Linked DNA regions of Mus musculus: region 2 is linked to region 1. A link is a loop called in an ENCODE intact Hi-C map of the cell type or tissue named here. Cell type or tissue: heart. All regions are shown on one strand. Each heading gives the region's core, and the rest is flanking DNA. Links, peaks and the distances in the headings are about the cores only. Region 1 has its middle 19 kb from the start of Gm43837. Region 2 overlaps 1700027F09Rik (RIKEN cDNA 1700027F09 gene).

Region 1 (2,915 bases), core at 221-2,720:
CTCCAAATTAAACACACAGTCCCCTAATGCTAAGATCCACATATGAGAAAGACTAGAAACTTTCTGGATGTGAGGAACTTGAAATCTTAAGGCACAAGAGTAAATCTATATCCTATGAAGGGGGTGAGATTTATTTAGCCAGTATTGTTCAGAATGCCCATTAATTCCAGGATGAGTAGAAAGAAATAGAAGATTTGCTAAAGAAAAACAAAGGGGCTCATGGGAATGGAGAGGGCCCATCAATCTCTGCTTAAAAGCTAATTGTTTGCTTGAACAGGTATTAACTCAAGAAATTAATTTGGTGTAAAGCGTTGGAGGTGTCGAAGACATCATTATAGTCTTGCTGTGAGACGGGTGTGGGGCATAAAAGTGTGGCCGGGTGGGGATAAACATGATGACGTGTTTGCATTGGTGGGTGTAGTCAGGGCTTGAAGGAGAGCAGAGACGGTGCCAAAGAAAGGGCAGGTGGGAAGGAAAATCAAACACGCTCACAAGCGTGCCCATGATTCTCGGAAACTCAAGGAAGGGAGGCACAGGTGCAAGGACAGCTGCCATAGACAGACTCCGCTAGTGCAGGGACATCTGTGCGACTCCTGGGCAAAGGTACCTGGGAATTCACATCGCTGGCCTCAGGTCCACCAGGCCCAACACAGCAAATCCAAGGAAGCTGATCATTGTGCTACTTCTTAAAACGTTATGAACCGAAATCAGTCTCGAGGTAGCTTTAACAAAAGACTGGAAGATTTGAATTGGAAACAAGGAAACTTTAGATGGAGAGTTATAGTTCTTGGATGTTCATCTAGACCAAGTAATACTTAGCGATGGATAAAGATCAGTAAGAGGGACTTCTTCATCCTTGCTATAGACTATAGGCAACAAAGTGCCTCTCAACATCTCGGGAGGCAACTTTTCAGGTAAGAGGGGTTGACAGTCAAACTCTAAGATGATTGTTAGACTAGACTTCGGTTTTGAGGTTAGGAGGGTGAAAATCTATCTTCAGGAGAGATAGACGACAATCGATTGGACCCAGATAAACAATCAAACCTGTGAACGATCAGAGAATGGGGGAGACAGCCGGTGTTTGTACGTGAAGAAAAGAAAGAGCCTTAGCTACGTTCACAAAAGCACACAATATAGAATGAAGGAATTTGCTTATAAACCTATCCCAAATGATAATTCCTTTAATAAAAAAAAAAAGTTCGTACTTAGGATTCACACGTGACTCTCCCCTCCCACCACCACCACCACCACCACCACCACCACCAGGCATAAACATTTAGGAGGCTGCAGGGCAGTGCATCGGTCCTTCTTGGCCCTGGCCTTTCTCATGGATGTCTGCACAGGGCTCAGCTTCTCCCGCTTTGCTCCTCCCATCGCCTCTTGTACGGGTGCGCATGCCCACTCTCTTCCTGATGCGCTAGAGAGCTCCCTTGCCCTTGGTCACCTGGAGCAGCTCCATGGCACTCCATCAGATCTCGTCTTGCAGGGACTTGGTGTATTTGCTGGGGTGCCTGAGACACCAGGTATGCCTTGCTTACGTTCTTCATTACCTTTGGGTCCTTGTTGAGGCCCAAAGCCATGGGGAAGCTCAGGGTTGCCGTTTTTTCCAATGGCAGTCACGACATGAAGGCCACATTCTATGTTTTCATAGTTCTCCTTCTAATAAAAACTGTGGACAAGTGTGTGCTAAAATTGTTCTTAAGGCCACATTAGCTAGAGAAACACAGTATGATTAAAGTACTCTAGTCCAAGAAGAAAATGATTAATCTCAAAATGTCTGAACCTGGCCCTACATTTTAAGTCTTTTCAAAATCCAAAGTCACAGAACAAGGAGCTTAAATACTACTGTAGCTTCTAGAATGTCGCTCTGAACCTAGTTCCATTTCCCTTTGGGTTGAATGGAGAAGAGGCACATTTGCCCTCAGTCGGCTGGGTCTCTTACACATCCTTGGGTAGATTGAAGGTTCAAGAACCAGAGATTTCATCACAAAGGACTGGACTCTTGCACCTAAGTCCCCTGCCTCAGCATAGAGTGCCAAGTCTTGATTTAATTTGACACACTTTAAGACTAAGTTAGGTAATCTTTCTACCCTAAGGAAAAGTCTCATCTGTCAAGCATGAATCACAAATACGCATCAACAATAGCAAAGACAATTTCAGTCAGCCATGGTGTTACAGCTCTGTAATCCCAGCTCTCGGGAGGGAGGCTGAGACAGAAAGATGAAGAATTCAAGAGTAGCCTGTCCCAGAGTCGAATGGGGGAAGGGAAAAAGAAATGGCTCAGTGGTTAAGAGTACATGCTGCTCTTGCAGAGGACCCAAGTTCAATTCCCAGCCTACAGGAATCCAACACCCTCTTCTGGCCTTCATCAGCTACTGTACCCATGGTGCACACTCCCACGTAGACACATCCGAGTACACATGATTCAAAAGTTGAAAGGGAATTGAATGGAAAAGACAAGGCAGGGGAAGAAAAATGAAGGAAATAGAAAAGGAAGAGGAAATGGAAAGAGGAAGGAAACCCTTCTGTCATCTTAACAATGACGCTTCTCTGAGTTTGTCCCATCTCTCAGTGATTGTTTACACCCATGCTCAGCTTCACCCACTGCCACCAGCACACGAGTTAGACATTTGTCCTTTCTTTGTCATCACGGAATCTTGAATTATAAATGAATCTACCTCTGCCTGCACTCACACATTCCTGCAGCCTTCATAATTATTCCCTTGAACAGTGTACCATTTTTGCAGCAAACAACAACAACAAAAACACAAAACCTCTACCCTTTAGTGGCTAAATGCCTACTTTTGGATCCAAAAAGCCCTAAATCTAAGCTCTGACTTTGCCATTTGTCATCCTGGCAACTGTGGTCGGCTTGGGTCCTCGTGTCCATTAAGTAGACAGTGACCAACACTTCC
Region 2 (2,915 bases), core at 204-2,703, 66 kb before region 1:
GGAGAATGGGAATCTGAAATGACCTCCAGCAAGGAATCCATCTCCTAGCCTCTCCAGTTCCCAGGGGCCATCTGTACTGCTTGGCTTTCAGCTCATTCCACCCTCTTCAAAGCCAGTGTAACATCATCCATCACACTTATAAGTCATCTCTCACATACCTCTATATAGATGCCAACCACCCCAGAGATTATGCTGGGGCCCCCAGCAAACAGGACAATCTTCCCATCTCCCGATGTTCTTTTCTCCTTATTTTTTAAGACAGGGTTTCATGTAGCTCAGGCTAGCCTGGAACTCACTGTGTACCTGAGGATGGCCTTGACTTTCAGATCCTCCTGTCTCCACTGCCCCAGTGCTGGGATAATGGATATATGCCACGGTACTGGGAATGGAACCTAAGGTTTCTTGTACAATGGGCAAGGAAGTTCTCTGTCATCTGAGCTATGTCCCCAAAACCTCTCCCCACCATGATCGTAACTAGGACCCCCAACCCATTTATTCTAATCTTCATTCTGTCACATAGCTGGTTACCTGTGCTCAGGGTTCATGTGTCTTTCTCTTCACATCTTCCTGGGCAAACCTGCTACTCTCCTATAGTCCTTTTAGCTTCTTGCTTGTCTCACCTCTTATTTCCTTCCTAAGTCGTAGGGCATCAGATTTATTATTGACAGGTGCCACATCCACACAGACATAAACTATTCTCTCTACATTCAGCAACCCTAGTACAGTGATCTGTGTGGCTGTCTATTTGATGTGGCCCTGGGAATGTCATGTGACTGGGTGGGTGGTCTTGCAATAGCAGAAAAATCCCTTCCATGGGTTCATTTGCATCTCCTCAAATTCATGTATTTAAGTTCTAGCCCCCAGTACTTCAAAATGTGACCTTACTTGATAATATAGTCCTTGCAGGTACAACTGGTAGTGATTAGGTCTTCAGAACTTTAATTCAATGAGTGTGTCTTTATAAAATGGGGAAATTCAGACACAGACCACATGGAGGGAAGAAAGTGTAAAGATAGAAGGAAGGGACATTATGAACAAGCCAAGAAGTTTCCAGAAGTCATAAGTGAGTCCTGGCCCACATCCCTCTCAAATGCCGCTGGGGAAGTACAATCCTGATAGTGAGTACTTCTACTTTGGGATTTTTGTCTCCACAGCTAAGAGAACACATTTCTTTGCTTTACGGCCAGTCAGTTTGTGCAAGTGTGCTGTGGCAGCCCCAGGACATTAATACAGCCAGCCTTGACGTCATTTTCTCATTTCCTCATTAGTTACTGGAATACCCTGTGACACTGAACGCTGGCTGGGCCAATGGCAGGTCAGGGCTGCTCTGGGAACTAAGAGAAGGCCCAGTACCCATCATGCAAGCAAGCCAAGGTCTCCCATCACTTTCCTGGTGATGCTGGACAGCACAGGTATCTCAGCTTCTGGAGAGTCAGGCGGCCCAGGGCTGGGGGGCCATCAACTCTCCAGCTAGGTCCTCTCCCACACTCAAGAAGCTGTTTTTGGGAGATGGGAAGTGTCCTGAGGACTGGGAAGTAAAGCTGGGGTTGTATTTCTGCAGTGTGTGCTGTGTCTAACCCAGTGGTTGGCACACTTTTTCTGATAGCAAGTATTTTGGGGCTTTACTGGCTGTATAAGCTATCATACCCATGCCACTCAGCTGTCTTAATCAAAAGCAGATACACTAATGCATTTTAAAACAATTAACAGTGTCCCAATAAAACTTAATTTATAAAAACAAGCAATAGCCTAGATTTTCCCCTAACCCTGCTCTAACCAAGCCTCCGTGCTCTAACTACTCTCACTAAAGGGGCATAGATCTTTGTTTTCAAATTTCTCTTGATATTTGTGATAATTCATGCGATCTTGTGATAATTCCTCACAGAACCCTTAGCAGACACTTGTCAGGCTAGGCTCCTGAGATGGAAACTGTGGGGGGTGGAGGGGAAGAGTGGGGAATAGGGCAGCTTCTTGCTTACAGGAAGGATCTCTGTTCTGAAAGGCAAGTAGTTGAAGAGAGCCTTTAGTCTGCCCAGCAAGTTTAATGTCCTTGGCTCTCAGCAGGACTCAGCCCTCACACAAAACTCAGGGTCAGGGTTCTAGGCTGACTGAATAAAAGTTTAACAGCCAAGCCCCCACATGGAGTTCTTAGCTCCTTAAAATAACACCTTCATCTTGATTGACATTCAGAAAATAAGCCCTCAGGAAAGTGTTCTGCAATAAAAGATGCTATTCACCCCATACCCCTTGCACTGCCCATCCTGCCTCCTCCCAACCCTATTCCCCCTTCTCCTCCTTCTCCCCTCCCCACCCTGTCCATCTCACCCCTCCCCTTTTAAGTCAAGTCTGGAGCCAGCTCAGAAACCTGTGGAGCTAGGAAAGATGATTCAGGCATTTAACCAAGGTTTTCTCTTGCTGTACTGACGCCCCCGCAGAAGCCACTTGTGGAGAAGGGTTGTACGTGTGAGGAATTCTCTTTCTTCCTCTACAGACTCCTGCAGCAGCCCTTCCTGGAGAAGGTTGGGGTGTGTGAACAGTGGGAAGAGGACCATATAGACATTCATCTGAATTACAGCTGCCCACCTCCTTGGCACCAGCCATGGGCACTGCATTCCTTAAAGCTCTCATTAATTGTGTAAGTCAAACTTTGCCCCTCCTTAAAGTAACAGCTTACACCTTTAAAGTGTTCAATACCAGAAGCTTAGAGAGGGTGGAGAGGTAGGGTGGCAGCTGCTGGGTCTTGCAGGCTTAATAGAGACCAGAGACCAAATTCTAATCGCTCCATTTCTGCCTGCTATATAGGGTGGAGTATAGGAAGATATCATATTATGCTTTTATTATATATTATAAATACCATAATGTATCATGTCATAATCAATCACAGCCTCGCCTTGACTCTGTGAGGGGACACTCTT

Evidence for each region. A loop is a pair of places that touch in the nucleus more often than their neighbours do. Peaks named below come from ENCODE experiments on the same cell type or tissue, not always from the same donor. Only the 100,000 strongest peaks of a DNase experiment are listed, where the experiment ranks them.
Region 2: it touches region 1 in a loop (2.2-fold over the local background); 4 of 42 quality-filtered maps call a loop at or near these places.

Annotation. Positions count from the first base shown.
Region 1 is chr5:64,395,975-64,398,889 of GRCm38, reverse strand. No RefSeq gene overlaps it. Among named protein-coding and RNA genes, the nearest start is that of Gm43837, 19 kb to the right of the region's middle. In heart, for the core only: no CTCF peak of the experiment used is centred there; no DNase peak of the experiment used is centred there.
Region 2 is chr5:64,462,145-64,465,059 of GRCm38, reverse strand. It overlaps 1700027F09Rik (RIKEN cDNA 1700027F09 gene), which reads left to right. Exons shown (of 3, transcript NR_040681.1): 2 at 2,492-2,635. Among named protein-coding and RNA genes, the nearest start is that of 1700027F09Rik, 4.3 kb to the left of the region's middle. In heart, for the core only: no CTCF peak of the experiment used is centred there; a DNase peak (open chromatin) is centred at 1,249.